Regions from separate parts of the Homo sapiens genome. Here all the other regions are linked to region 1. Evidence: chromatin contacts called from ENCODE Hi-C or POLR2A ChIA-PET data. All regions are on one chromosome and are shown on one strand. Each heading gives the region's core, a stretch centred on a gene start or an enhancer-like site at or near the end of the contact. The rest is flanking DNA. Distances are from core to core; before and after follow the strand shown. Region 1 has its middle 330 kb from the start of LINC00687. Region 2 holds the start of SNAP25 (synaptosome associated protein 25). Region 3 overlaps SLX4IP (SLX4 interacting protein). Region 4 overlaps SLX4IP (SLX4 interacting protein).

Region 1 (3,755 bases), core at 558-3,057:
GCTGACTCTATCACTTAGCAGTTCTGTCATCAATATCTTTGGATTTCAATTTCCTCATCTATAAAACACGATTAATAATGGCTACCTCATAGGGTTATTGTGTGGCTTAAATACATGTGTTTGGGTAAAACACTCCAAATAGGTTGGTTAATGTTATATTCGGGGAAACCTCGATGGGTCAGCTGAGGCACGCCTTTTGGAGGAGGAGAATATTGGCGAACATGGTAAAACCCCGTCTCTACTAAAAAAATACAAAAAAATTAGCCAGGGGTGGTGGCGAGAGCCTGTAATCCCAGCTCCTTGGGAGGTTGAGGCAGGAGAATCGCTTGAACTGGGGAGGTGGAGGTTGCAGTGGGCCAAGATTGTGCCACGGCACTCTGGCCTGGGTGACAAGAGCAAGACTCCGTCTAAAGAAAAAACCACTGGGTAGGCTGGGCTCGGTTGCTCACGCCTGTAATCCCAGCACTTTAGGAGACCAAAGTGGGCAGATCTCCTGAGGTTAGGAGTTCGAGACCAGCCTGGCCAACGTGGTGAAACCCAGTCTTAACTAAAAATACAAAAGTTAGCCAGGCATGGTGGCTTGCGCCTGTAATCCCAGCTAGTCGGGAGGCTGAGGCAGGAGAATCACTTGAAACCGGGAGGCAGAGGTTGCAGTGAGCCGAGATCGCGTCATTGCACTCCAGCCTGGGCAACAAGAACAAAACTTCATCTCAAAAAACAAACAAACAAACAAACAAACAAACCCAAAACCATCAAGGAGCCCTGAACACTCAGAAAAGGTAATTCTAGAGGGAGACAATTAGATCCATGGAGTTGAGTCATCATTAGTTTCATCAAAGAGAAGAAACACGCTGAGTCCTCAGAGACAGCCACTTTCTGAGACCCAGTGTCTGTGCGTTATTCTTTGACAGAAGTTCTCCCTGACGGATGCAGCCGTTGGTCCCAGTCTCTACTTCGTCTTGACTGTGATGATTCTCTACGTATAAAACCCTCCACCAAATTATAAACTAGGGAGACTCAGCTAAATATAGGTGCTCAAAAACATACTGAATTTGAATGTTGGACGGTTTAGTGCCCAGCTTCCCCACACATATTCACAACACATCAAAACACAATAACGTTAGCCCATGTGTCTGTGCCAGTACTTCCCTTTTAAAAAATCAAAAATACAGCCAGCAGATGGCGAGAGTGGATCATATTTGAACTGTAGGTAAACTAGGTTTTCAGTAGTAGTTTTTGGAGACACTCCTCAGTTACTTTTTATTTGTTGTTTGTTTTGGTTTCCTTTTCCTTTGAATGGAATCAAGTTTGCACCTCAGGGCAGAATTAGAAGTAATCACGAAGGTAACTAAGAAAAAAAAAAACAAGGTGAACTAGGGCTTAAGAGCTCTAAATACATCATTTTATTAACTCTCAAACATTTTTTAGGAGGGTAAGTTTGGAAGGGGAGAGGAGTAAAAAGCCAAATAGTTTGGATAATCGCCCAAATGTAGGTAGGTTGATTAAAATAGTCATTCATTTCTGAAGTACTCAGCAATACTGCTTCCAAGATATGTCCCTTATATTTTACTCTCACATATAATTATTGGCCAAAAATTGTGGGCTCAACTCTAGAGGATAAATTTTACAGGTCATAAATGTTCTAAATGTTGTTCTTCTCTGGACTGCCCAAGGCAGCCTGAACAACAGGCTGAGATTTGCTTCAGGTTATCTCTCCACCATCTTCAACGCTCGCCCACAAATGAGATGCCAAGGGTCACTCTGTGTCAGGACTTGGTGAGAAAAGCCACTGGAATGTTTAATTTCTCTCTGGACAGAAAGCTTCTTTGTCCACACATGTATTGTAATGCTGGGACACACAGTTGTCCATGGGGGGAAAGAAAGGGCTACAAAGAATGCAGAAAAAATATATAAGTCAAGCACATAGTTACCTAGGAAGGTAAATGTGAGGATTGGGGAAGTTTACAGAAAATAAAAATTGTTCACAGGATCGCTAAATATTTCCTCACTCTTTAAGATGACATTAAGGTATGTTAATTTTTAAGCTATTTTAATGTTTGAGAATCATGACTCTATGAGAGAGAGAGAGAGAGAATGCCTGTATTTCCAAGTTTGCAAGTAAGTAAGGTCAAGTTAGAAAGTCAGAGACAGGAAGCGGAATGTGTGTGTGTGTGTGTGTGTGTGTGTGTGTGTGTGTGTGTGTGTGTGTGTAGAATATTCCTGTCTGCTTTGTGCCACAAATTCTTGGAAAGGCTGCTGTACGCCTAAGTTTAGCTCCACTATATAGCTTGTTGCAGTTTCTGTACCTAAAAGAAGGGTCCTTGTGTCCCCACAAAAAATCTTTTCAGTTATTGGGTGAGCTATGCCCATCCACTTAGCATAGGTATTTACAAACACAACAACATAGATGACACACATGATAACCATTTTATAAAGAAAGGTTTCAGAATTATTTTTAGCTTGTAATTTTATTCTGATTGATGTCTTCATTGAATATACTGGACAGACTTTTAAACAGTTAATAAAACAACACACCTCTAATATCTGTTTGTGAAAATGTAAACTAGATATGCTTACATAAGGAAAAAAACTAAAGCAAGGTAAAAACGTAGATATTTTCGAAGCAACTCATCTAAAACTAACTTCCAAACATACTTTAAAAGTTTGAATCTAACAATATTCTTCAGAACATTGGTTGACTAATTTAACTAGTTTTTTTTTAAAGCAAAAAAGGTAAAAAGATTTTGGACACAGTATTATATTAATGTGACACCAGAAAACATCTAAAGGTTAAAAATCCAGGAAACTGTCTAGCATACAAAGGCATGTTCATTCATGGAAATACTTTGTTGTGAAAACAAGTAATTGATGTGTTTATGTTCTTAACATTAAAAACATAAAGATACAAAATTGTGCAAATAGTATGAATGCAAAACACCACAAATTAAAACAAATTCATAGACAATATGACTGGGAGAAAATTCATCGATAACTCCATAGCAGAAATACCTGGGGGTGATGTTCTGGTTCATTTATTTCTGAATTTCTCTGTAATTTTCCCCTAGATTTTAATGGCTATTTATTTTCTATTAAAAAGACACGTATAAACATGTAAGTATTCATGTTTTAAGTCATCATTTTGCATAGTTCTGTTTCCAGCCTCAGTTTGTTCTTCTGCAAAATAAAGGCATTCTGGTATCCCACGTGTCTGTATCAAAACAACCCCTTGAGCATTAAAAAAATAAATAAATAAAATGACTAATAAGACATGTATAGACTTTAGAGGTGGCTTGCAATTACAATTTTATTATTAAAATAAGACTTATTAAAATAAGAGAGAAAACATGTATCTTTGGTAATGTGAAAAGAAGAAGAATTCGCAGCTTATTCTTCTCATATCATAAAGTTTTTTCCACCTACAAGATACCACAGTGTCTCACATGGAACCCTTACAGAGTTACTCCTTTTGGTTAAAACATTTGCCTTTATCCCAGCACTTTGGGAGGCCGAGGCAGGCGGATCACGAGGTCAGGAAATCAAGACCTTCCTGGCTAACAAGGTGAAACCTCGTCTCTACTAAAAATACAAAAGTTAGCCGGGCGTGGTGGCGGGCACCTGTAGTCCCAGCTATCCGGGAAGCTGAGGCAGCAGAATGGCGTGAACCCGGGAGGCGGAGCTTGCGGTGAGGCGGAGCTTGCAGGGAGGCGGAGCTTGCGGTGAGGCGGAGCTTGCGGTGAGGCGGAGCTTGCGGTGAG
Region 2 (3,755 bases), core at 324-2,823, 1.3 Mb after region 1:
CTAAAGCTATCAGCCTGCGATAACCAGTGCTGATAGCAAATACTTCCAGTAACTCTGAAACCGTGGCCAAAGAGGTTAAATCTATTCAGTACAGGACCAGTAAAATTTCTCAGATATGTGTTTTTGTGGATGAATGCTTGTATTCATGCCTGATTGCAAGGATGGGGGAAGAAGGAAAAGGAAGAGTGATTCATTCTTAAAGTTGATTCTGCTTAGTTCAGCTAATCTCACATTTTTATCAAATGGAAACATAGAGAGAGATGTATCATCCCTATAAACAGATAGCATTGGCTTCTTCATATATACAGTACTTATGCTCACCCAAGATCTGTAGACAGATCTACTCTGTGTTAAAAAACAAAACCAAACAAAAACCTTGATACCCTGCTGGAGGATAAATCCATATTTTTTAAAAAATGTATTTATTTTCTACGTAAAATAAGGGTCAGAGGGCAACACAGAAGATTTCCACAAGTAGACTATTTTGTTGAAGCTATGCAGGAGGTGAGGAGGGGAACAGGAAATTGTCTGCAAAGGAGTCTCTGTGAGGAAGATTTATTTCTTTCTTGTTTTCTTTTAAGCTACTATGACTCCTCTATTAAGGGTCTCCGTAAGACCGGGGTCTCAGGGAGACAATTTGGTCTCCAGCCCTGGCACATCCAGCCCCGGCCAGGCATTTCTGCCGCAGGCAGATGAGGCGCTGCGGCCGGACCGCTGTCCCCGGTGCTGAAAGGTCGAGGGCGCCCGCGCGAGCCCTCGGTGTTGCTATCCAGGGTGCTGAGCGCGGGCCGCCGCAGTCCCCGAAGCCAGCCCACCCGCGCCAGCCCTCCGCAGAGCCCTCCCACCCGGCACGACCCGCCCGCCTCCCGCCAGCCTGCAGTTGACGTGGAGCAGGCGGCATAAATCAAGTCCGCGGGGCATGGAGGCTGCTGTCGCTGCAGCAGCTCAGCTTGCCCGGGGCGGGAACTCCCCCTTTCTCCTTTCGCCTCCCCAGCACCCACACCCTGTCTCCCCCTTAATTCTTCCCTGGATAATAGCACCCTAACGACAACAGTCATAATAATAGGGTTAGAACGACAGGGGAGGAAAACTCAACAGCCTAAATATCTCTGAAAACTGCATCGCAAAATGGAAGAAAGAGGGGGTCCCACTACTGTTTCAAAAGAGTAAGTTATTATTCGGTACGTACCCTCGCTCTTCCTCCCCGTCGCTCCATTTGCAGGGCTCCCGTTTCCCTTTTCCCCAGCAGCTCACCTCGAAAACACTTTATAAAGCCCCCACCAGACGTGCACACACGGAATACCGCACCCTAAGTGCACCAATACTTGTATTTACCCAAGCCCACTCGGACTGCCCAGCTGCTGTCCCTTCTGGGTATGCAGCCATCCCGAGCCAGAGCCACGACCTGGGGAGGGGGGTTCTTACCTGGGCTTCTCGGGAGGGTTGTGTTCTCCGGGCCTCTGCAGGTTGCAACTGTGGTGGAGCCGCCGAGCAGGGAGGGAAGGAAAGACAGCGCCTGACCTCCCCGAGGTTTCGTCTTCAATGCAACGTGAGCTCTGCCCTCATCAAAGATGGCCGTCCGTTTTGACGTCAGCAGCTTTTAATAGCCGCCCAGCGAGGGGCGGGAGGAAGTGGGGGCGGGGCACGGCGGGGGCGGGGGCGGGGCCCGGGCTGCGGCGCGCTTGACTCGGTTCCCAGTGCGCTGGCCTGCAAACCTGCGTGTTTTCACCTTCTATAAACACCCGCACGGGGCGACTCTTATGACTCCATTTTAACACTCGGTCTTGGGCAAACGCGTTCATCCCGCAACTGCATTCCTGATGTTCTTTGGTGTGTGTGCGTGTGTGTGTACATATGTGTATATGTGTGTGTATGTATATATGTATGTGTGTGTATATTTTATAATACATGTATAATATATGTATAATTTGTGTGTATGTGTATATATTCCCCCCCACCCCCACCCCCACCCCCTTTCAGTGGAATCTGTGGTTGAGTCATCTAAGGAGAGGGGAAGGCAGAGGAGGGGTAAAAGGTAGTGATGGGAGGGGTGGGGGAAATTTCAGCGGCGATTTGTTTTCTCCGAAGAGGGTCCGTAGGGGCATCCCCGTCCACCCTCGCCAGCTCCATATATGGCCAGGCTACGTGGGTTGCTATTTTTATGAGTGATTGCTTCATGTTATCGAAGCAGCGTCGAGGGCTTGTGGCTCTCGTTGCTGTGGTCAGCCGGGCAGCGAGGCTGGCGCACGTTATTTTGAACTACGTCAGAGCCAGGCTCTCTGAGCTGTTGCAGGAGTCGGGGGAAGGAGAAGGGAAGCGGAGTTAGCCCAGCCAGCGTGGGTTTGCAAGGACTCGAGGCTTGAAGTTGAGTTGTTTGCCGAGGGCAAAAACGGATGACTCTGCTTTCGGTGGAATTTGCAGTCGGTGCTGGGGTTTCATGCTGGGTGTCTTAGGGGTACCCCACGGAGGCACAGACGCCCCGAGGGAACCGTCCAAACGGCCGGGAGGAGGTGGGGGATTCAGAGCAAGGACGGCTGGGACACGGCCGAATCTGGGGGTTCACTCAGTGCGCAAACCCCGGGGTACCCGTGCAGGCTGCCTCGGGGGGCCCTCGGATGCTCAAATCAGGGCGGGGAGACAAAGGCTACTTGTGCTGGTCGTATTAGAGATTAAAAGTGATAATTATAAAGCAACAACCCTAACTGTCCTCCCTGGCCGTGCCCGGGCCCGGGAAGGGGGTGGTGCGCGGATCGCTCGGCGGTGGCAGCCTCCCGGATGATTCACAGGTGTTGGGGAGGCTGTCGCGGGGCTCTCCGCAGGGAGGGAGGGCTGGGGAGCGCGTGGGAGGTGGGGGACCTCGTCTGAGGAACTGTTTGTACTTTTCCGGGAAGGATGCGATTAGAAGTCGTGCCTCGCAATGTTAAAACTTGATGGCCTCTTTTAGGCTATGGAAAATCCTTGTCTCGCTTAGGAGAAACCATTTAGAGCTGGGTTCGGAAAAGCGGCGTACAACCTCTCCCCTTGCACCCTCGCCCCCCACCCCCGCCCCACCACACACACACACACACACACACACACACACACACACACATCCCTAGCTGGCCTGAGAGCCAAGCTTAGGCAATAATACGGCCTTTGATTGCGCTCCATTGCGGAGGGAGGGAAGCGGGGTAGGGGGAAGGGAAGAAGAGTTGTGAAGGCGCTGCGTTTAGAAAGAGACGGGTTGTTAAGAATTTAATAAAGGATACCTTTAATCGAAATTAGTAGACATAATTGTTTCTTAAAGATTCCCTGGCCTGAAGGCTTTTTTTTGACGTATTGATGTTTTTGCCATAATAATTAACAGTGTTTGGATGTTAATTAAAGCCAAATTCCTAAAAAAGGCATGTTGCTGAAATTTGTTTACTTAAATATTCATTAAACATTTAAGATTGCCATACAATAAAGAAGAAAATCTGCAAAGTCCTTAGATACTTAATTGCCAATAAAAGTCTCTTGAGTATGGCTCTTACTTTCATTATAAAGCAAGTTGGAATAGGGGGAAAGGGGTTTGAATGCAATGTACTGCAAAATCCTTTGTAGTCAGAATTTTTTCCAAAGTGTGACACTTTAAAAAAAGGCAGCATGCGGAAGTTTGAAGAGAAAAAAAAACCTGCAGAGGGAGAAAAAAAAATGTGTGTATGGCCCTCAGACTAGAAATCATTCAGGCAGAAAGTTTTGTGAAGGAATGGAGGAGGTGGGGGATTTTCCAAGTT
Region 3 (3,755 bases), core at 349-2,848, 1.1 Mb after region 1:
AACCACAATGAGATATTACTTTATACCCATTAAGATAAATAGCTAAAATCAAAATGACAAATAATAACAGATGTTGGCAAGGATGTGAATAAACTGGAACTCTCATACATTGATGGTAGGCATGTAAAATGTAGCCACTTTGCACAATAGTTTGATAGCATTTCAAAATTTAAAGAGTTGCCACATGACCCAGCATTTCCATTCCTAAGGATATATCCAAGAAAAAAAATAATAACTCCATACAAAAAAATTATACAGGAATGCTCACAGAAGCACTACTAATAATAGTCAAAAAATGGAAACAACCCAAATGTCCATCAACTAATGAACAGATAAATAAAATGTGATATATCATACAATAGAATATTATTTGGCAATAAAAAGGTAAATATTCCCCTTTACTGTGCTCAGCCAGGCAACTGCTTTTTCTCACCCTGGCAGAAACCTGGAGTATTTTCTGAAGAGGGTAAGACAGAGGATCTCTAGTCTGGAAAACACCAGGCACAGTAGAAGGTGGAGTCTTCTGAACAAAGAGACATTAGGGAATACAAATACAGAGACCTTCCTCTGCCTGCATGCCTCTCTACCCTGCCCATACTCTCCAGACTGCAGACTGAAACCTCCCTATTCAGAGAATTGGACTAACCTAAAAGACACTGTCTAAAAATACTGACATAGGGGTTCCTTGGGGAACAGCCTAAACAGATGGCTCTTAAGTGAAGTCCACATCCATAAGCCCCACACCCATATGCAGAGATTCTAGTCATCTTTTAATGTCCCACTCTCAAATACAAGTAAACAAGCAGGAATCACCTACCACCTAAGGCAAGATTAAATTATGAAAGAAAACCAAATACAGAAAAAAACCTATTTGGCTGAAACAAAGTATGGAGGGAGAAGAAAACATTTTTTAAGAATTATCATTAGGGAGATTGCAGATACTACAGCCATAAAGCAAAAAATGACAGCAACAAAAAAAGAGAACTATCAGAAGACAACAAACTAAAACAATGATAGTTGAATTTTAAAAACTTAATAGAATGGTTGAAAGATAAAGCTGATGAAATCTCTCAGAAACTTCAGCAAAAATTAAAAAAATGAAAAGAGACAATAAATTAAAATTAAAAGACCAATATAGGAGGTCAAACACATGAAAATTAGTATGGAGACTGACCCATATTACAGCATCTATCCCAGTGAAATTTTAGGCATTGGGGATAAAAAAAAAATTTTTTTTAAGTGCGTTGGGGGGTAGTAGGAGGTGGAGAACACAAAGGATCAGGAGTCAGAATTGGTTCCAAACCGCCCAAAGAAATGGAGAAATATCTTCAAAATTCTGAAGAAAATTGTTTCCAACCTCAAACTGGATTTAAACTTCAGGGAAGAAAAAAAATTCTTATGCAAGCTCTTATAAAACTGTTTCATGTATTTTTTCTCAGGAAGCTACTAAAGATGTGCTTCACCAAAATGAGGAAACTAAGCAAGAAAGAGGAAACAGGAAGGGTGAGACAGGAGAAAGGCAGAGCAAAGCTGAGGATCTGGTGAAAGGAGGCCTCCATGAGAGCTGTGGGTAGACCACAGGAGAAGCGCAGGTGCAGACCAGAGCAGGCCGCAGGGGAGAGGCACGTCCAGGAAGATCTACACACACACACACACACACACACACGGATGAGTTTTAGACAACTCGTGGAGAATATGAGATTGAATTAGGACAGGTACATGGAAAGCTAAACAGCAGAAGAATAACAAGGCAATGACTGATTCCATGATAAACAAAAACTGCAGTAAATAAAAAGAGTGCTTAATACACAGTTCAGTTATGACTAGCATTTATAGTTATAATAGCAAACATTGAATCCTGACCTAAACAATATTATGCTTACGATGATATTAGAAAAATAGGGAATGTGTGTGTATAAATATGGTGAGGGCATAGAGGTTAAACAGAGCAAAAGATCTCTAATGGTGATGGAATGTTTCAGAAACAAAGCAGACCAGTAAAAACAATAACAACCACAATAGCTATAGTAAAGCAAAAATACAGACGGTAATTTAGTGATCGGGATCCAATTCTTTTTTTTTAATAAAATTTTTTACGTTATTTATTTATTTATTTATTTTCTGAGACAGAGTCTCACTTTGTCAACCAGACTAAAGTGCAGTGGCTCAATCTAGGCTCACAGCAACCTCCACTTCCTGGACTGAAGCGATCCTCCTGCCTCAGCCTCCTAAGTAGCTCAGATTATAGGTTCATGCCACCAAGCCCAGCTAATTTACATATATATATATATATTTTTTTTTTTTTTTTTGAGACAGTTTCGCTCTTGTTGCCCAGGCTGGAGTGCAATAGCGTGATCTCAGCTCACTGCAACCTCTGTCTCCTGGGTTCAAGCGATTCTCCTGTCTCAGCTTCCCGAGTAGCCGGGATTACAGGTGCATGCCACCACGCCCAGCTAATTTATGTATTTTTAGTAGAGACAGAGTTTCATCATATCGGTCAGGCTGGTCTTGAATTCCTGACCTCAGGTGATCCGCCCACCTCGGCCTCCCAAAGTGCTGGGATTACAGGCATGAGCCACTGCGCCCAGCCTATTTTTATATTTTTTATAGAGATGGAGCTTCACCATCTTGCCCACGCTGGTCTTCATCTCCTGAGCTCAAGCAATCCACCAGCCTCAGCCTCCCAAAGTGCTGGGATTATACGTGGGAGCCACCACGCCCTGCCTGGATCCAATTCTTAAGTACTAAACTCTGCCCCAAACTGAAGAACAAGATGAAGAGAGCTCACAAGGATGGAGGAAAGGGGTTGAGGAGGACACCATAATTCACAAGCCTTGAGCATGGAACTATTTGCCCGTTGAAATTTTTAGAACAGGTCTTCCAAAAGAAATATAATGCAAGCCACAAATGTAATTTTAAGTTTTCTAGTAGTTGCATTTTTAAAAAAGTAAACAGAAACAGATAAAGTTAATTTGAATAATCTATTTTATTTTATTTTATGTTTTTGAGACGGTGTCTCACTCTGTCACCAGGGCTGGAGTGTAGTGGCACGATCTTGGCTCACTGCAACTTCCACCTCCTGGATTCAAGCGATTCCCCTGCCTCAGCCTCCCAAGTAGCTGGGATTACAGGCGCCCGTCACTATGCCCAACTAATTTTTTGTATTTTTAGTAGAGACGGGGTTTCACCATATTGGCCAAGCTGTTCTCGAACTCCTGACCTCATGATTCACCCGCCTCGGCCTCCCAAAGTGCTGGGATTACAGTCATGAGTCACCGTGCCTGGCCAATCTATTTTATTTAACCTGATATAGCCAACATGTTAGCATTTCAACATGTGAGCTATATAAAAATGTTTACATGCTTGTTGTTTTAACCAAGACTTTGAAATTGGTTATATTTCTAGGACATCTCAATTTGGACTGGTCATGTGTCAGGTGCTCAATAGACACTTGTAGGTAGCCACCATTATGGACAGCGCAGTTTGAGAGCCTTTTTTTAAACAAGAAAAACACGGCCAGGCGCGGTGGTTCACACCTGTAATCCCAACACTTTGGGAGGCCAACGCACGTGGATCACTTGGGGTCAAAGTTCGAGACCAGCCTGGCCAACATGGTGAAACCCCATCTCTACTAAAAATACAAAAGTTAGGCAGGCATGGTGGTGGGCGCCTGTAATCCCAGCTACTCGCAAGGCTGAGGCAGGAGAATCGCCTGAACCTGGCAGGCGCAAATTGCAGTGAGCCGAGATTACGCT
Region 4 (3,755 bases), core at 646-3,145, 1.0 Mb after region 1:
AAGAATCTAGAACTGTAATTTTAGATTCTTAATCAAGAGGTGATTTTGCTCCCTTCCTCCCTGTGTACAATGTCTGGAAACATTTAGGACTGTCACAGCTGGCATCTAATGGGTAGACTCCAGGAATACTGCTGAACACCCTATACTGCACAGGCCAGCTCCCACCGCAAGGCATCATCTGGTCTATAATGTCATTAGTGCCAAAGTAGAGAAACCTTGTCTAAAACCTTCTGCATGGAGCCAGCTGACTTAGCCCTGGAGAATTTGTAGGGATCAAAGGCCAAGAGGAGGAAGAAAAAGAGGTACAAATGGCCCTGGGTCAAAGAGGTACTACAAAATGCTCAGCCAAAGAGTGTGGATGCTGCTCATCCTCCCAGCTGCCCGGAACAACAAAGAAAGGGTCCTCTTAGTCTTTACCTTGCCAGAAGTTGTCAATGACTGCTTTCTTCATGGGATTAGGGTTTAATTTGGTCACAGAAAGAATTCTATTCCATGATTCATCACCTGGCCAGCTGACAAACTACCCCAGCTCTATAAAGCATTCTTATATCACTGTTAGCTTTTAACAGGGCCTAAATCAATGAAAGAAGGGATGGAGGCAGGGAGAAAGGAATTAAAAAATAAATTCAGGAATTGTGAACAGACAACATCTAAAAAATAGGCTATCTCATTACTTTTGTCAAAATCTAAATGATCATGTTGTCCTTTCTCTTGAGAGACCTTGTTACCTAACCATTTTTATTTTGGGTAATTTGCATGGGGCATTTGCATAAGGGTAAAACTTAAAGATTCTTCTCATGTATTATTAATGTCATAAGGAGATCATGATATTAGATGTATTTCTTGTTGCTATTCAATTCCTAGAAAAATTACATGAATCAACTGAACTGTAAATATCAAACTGATCCAGCATAAAAAGATCAACATCATGTCTTTAGATCCTAATAATCCAAACGAGTATGGTAGCTAGCTTTTATCTGTGATACTCTTCGGGCCAAACTGCAACCTAATGGATTACTTAAGAATCTAAATTTTAAAAAGAGTTATAGTAAGGAAGTACATGCCTCACGAAACAGTGTTTCCTTTGTAAGTATTCATTACGGGTTCCATTAAACACAAAGCCCACTTAGTTGACTGGAGTATTTACCTTCTTCCCAGTTGGGGAGGGAAAGAGAGGTGCCAACCAAAGATTGGTCACAAAAAATTAAGCACTGGGTAGGGCAACAAGGACTGCCCTTAAAGTAGTTCCTGCATAAACTGCCATAGTAGCCCCATATTTTCATTGCCCCCTCCCAACACAGTGCGTTATTTCAGCATATTCTCAAGTTTTACCATGTAACATAAACTCATCTCTAAATTATAAATTGTGTAAATATGTCACCAAGAAATGCTAAAATGCTGCTATTGAATATGAATTGTTTATCCCAGGCCTCTAATGTTCTATGCCCTAAGCTTCAGAGATATTAGATACTAAAATTTGATTAAAACCATATTCCTTGCATTTGCTGCCATTATCAATGATGCAAATTCACACATGTGTTAGCTAATGAAGCAGCCAGACAGGGTTTCACAGGCAGAGAAAAGGCTGAAAGAAATCTTTTTTGCCAAACAGAAAGTGGCCCAACTGTGGGAAATGATATGGATACCCAAGGTAGTCCTCAAAGCCAAAACTGTAAATAAGATTAGACCCTCACATGGTTCCATGGTCTGAGTATACATTACAACATTTTAAACCAAACATTCATTTCATTGTAGGGATTTATGCCAGCTGGCATAGCACAGTTGACCAAAGTGAAAATCGAGCTTGAGTTTTCCTTCCTTGTAAAACTCAGTACGTTTGTAGCATTAGCCCCTTACCAGAAGAGGGCAACGGTGGCCAGGCTGGCATTATTCACAAAGAATAAAGTTACCTGCAGCCAAGGTAACGTTTGCCAAGGGAGCCAGACCTTAGGAAACTGCCTGCAGAACTGCTGGCTTCTGAGTGTCACACATGCAAAGAAACAAGGCTCTCTGCCTTTCCTTTTCCTTGGATGAACTAACAGGCGACTGAGAGATCAAACCGTTGCAATATTTCTAATTGATGATACAGAAGCACTGCTCACTGCAACCAACTCACCATATTTATTTAATCCTTTTTTTTTTTTTTAAAGAGACAAGGTCTTGCTGTGTTGTTCAGGCTGTCCTCAAATTCCTGGGCTCAAGCGATCCTCCTGCCTCAGCCTCCCAAAATGCTGCCATTACAGGCATAGGCCATCAGCGCCCAGCCCTATTCACCACATTTTAAAGTTATCCTCTCTCCTGTCCATACTAGCTATAAAACTTGTCACATTCCAAAAAACAAGAAGGTGTGTTAAAGATCTCTAAGTGGAGAACTATTATGTAAATAGTATATAAGAAGTTTGCAAATTATAGATACCGTAAGAGCCATTCTACATTCAGGTTCAAGTTCACCCACAGTGCCCTGACTTTTCGGACTCCCTTGGTGGAGTCTCCGGCGCTCATTTCTGCTTTTCTCCCTCACTAGTGTTTCCAGGCTCATCTTTCTAAACAGTGTGTCTCTAGCTCAGGGTCTTCAGGCTTTCTCAAAACAAAGCATTCTCCAAAATCCTTACCCCTTTGAAAGCATTTGATCTGCTATGCAAATTTACTCAATATTTGCTTTTTAAACACATTCATCTCTAGTGAAGGAAAGAACTTGTTTTTAGTTAATAAAATTCAGGCATATGTGAGTAGTGAACACCTGGGTGAAGGGGTGAGGATGGAGCATGAATGTGCATGCAACACAGGTAGTTCCATTATTCTCTCCTGGTTTGGGAATTCATGAGACTAAGGATGAAACCTCTTAAGTTCATACCTTGACTCTTACCCTAGACAAAACTACATGTTCTTGGGCCGGGCGCAGTAGCTCATGCCTGTAATCCCAGTACTTTGGGAGGCCGAGGAGGTGGATCACCTGAGCTCAGGAGTTCGAGATCAGCCTGGCCAACACGGCGAAACCCCATCTCTACTAAAAATACAAAAATTAGCTGGGCATGGTGGCACGCACCTGTAATCCCAGCTACTTGGAAGGCTGAGGCAGGAGAACTGCTTGAACCCAGGAGGCGGAGGTTTCAGTGAGCCAAAATCACACCACTACACTCCAGCTTGGGCAACAGAGCAAGACTCTGCCTCAAAAAAACAAACAAAACCTGCACGTTCTTTCCAAACCTGCTCCCTCCTCCTGTTTTGACTCAGCCAGTGGCACTAGGACTTATCCAATTCTGAGACCTCAACACTTCCCTTCCTCAGCAGCCATTTGCAATTCATCACTTCTAACCCCTTCCATGCCTCCAGGCCAAGCCATCACCTGCTCCAGCCTGGCCTTCTGCAACCGTCTTCCCTGGTCTCTCTCCTGCAACAACTCACTTTCAATCTATTACCAGTCTGTTGCCAGAGCGATCATGCCATGCCCTGCCTCCACACCCCAAACCTCATCCCAGCTAAAAACCTTTGGAGGGGCCTTCCACTCCTCTCAGAATAAAGACTAAAATCCTAGGAAGCTGGTAAGAGGTTGACCATATCCCGGTACACCCAAGTCAGTTGCATTTTACGCCTTTCTATCCAGGCGTAATTATTAATAGCTCCCCCTTCTGCTCTAAAAATTATCTTGATTTTCATAACAACCTATGTGGTCTCCTTTCATGGTAACCTATGTGGTCTCCTACAAGTACATGATAACCTACAAGCCTCTGTGAGGTCTGGCCCCTGCCAGCTTC

Evidence for each region. A loop is a pair of places that touch in the nucleus more often than their neighbours do. ChIA-PET counts read pairs that join two places held with the same protein, here RNA polymerase II (POLR2A). Pooled maps may share reads with other maps.
Region 2: a loop to region 1 is called in a map with no recorded cell type, with 3 times the contacts of the local background. The contact joins the promoter of SNAP25 here to the enhancer-like site in region 1. A Hi-C loop is called at or near these places in 1 of 37 single-sample maps with no recorded cell type and 2 of 50 pooled maps. POLR2A ChIA-PET finds 5 or more read pairs at or near these places in 1 of 52 experiments (activated CD4-positive, alpha-beta T cell).
Region 3: a loop to region 1 is called in a pooled map, with 3 times the contacts of the local background. The contact joins two enhancer-like sites. A Hi-C loop is called at or near these places in 39 of 168 maps with a recorded cell type or tissue (A673, GM23248, HCT116 and 26 more), 10 of 37 single-sample maps with no recorded cell type and 34 of 50 pooled maps.
Region 4: a map of PC-3 shows a loop between it and region 1 (9-fold over the local background). The contact joins two enhancer-like sites. A Hi-C loop is called at or near these places in 6 of 168 maps with a recorded cell type or tissue (GM23248, PC-3, endothelial cell of umbilical vein and 3 more) and 6 of 50 pooled maps.

The regions. Positions count from the first base shown.
Region 1 is chr20:11,541,668-11,545,422 of GRCh38, reverse strand. No RefSeq gene overlaps it. Among named protein-coding and RNA genes, the nearest start is that of LINC00687, 330 kb to the left of the region's middle. Within about 2 kb of position 1,807, at least 4 of the 41 ENCODE cell types and tissues checked have a DNase peak (open chromatin) inside an H3K27ac peak, as active enhancers do.
Region 2 is chr20:10,216,648-10,220,402 of GRCh38, reverse strand. SNAP25 (synaptosome associated protein 25) reads right to left here and starts at 1,573. Exons shown (of 8, transcript NM_130811.4): 1 at 1,426-1,573. SNAP25-AS1 (SNAP25 antisense RNA 1) reads left to right here and starts at 897. Exons shown (of 5, transcript NR_040710.1): 1 at 897-1,166.
Region 3 is chr20:10,451,219-10,454,973 of GRCh38, reverse strand. All of the region lies in intron 1 of SLX4IP (SLX4 interacting protein), which reads right to left. Among named protein-coding and RNA genes, the nearest start is that of SLX4IP, 18 kb to the right of the region's middle. Within about 2 kb of position 1,598, at least 8 of the 41 ENCODE cell types and tissues checked have a DNase peak (open chromatin) inside an H3K27ac peak, as active enhancers do.
Region 4 is chr20:10,534,756-10,538,510 of GRCh38, reverse strand. The region is part of intron 2 of SLX4IP (SLX4 interacting protein); the gene reads right to left. Among named protein-coding and RNA genes, the nearest start is that of SLX4IP, 100 kb to the right of the region's middle. Within about 2 kb of position 1,895, at least 6 of the 41 ENCODE cell types and tissues checked have a DNase peak (open chromatin) inside an H3K27ac peak, as active enhancers do.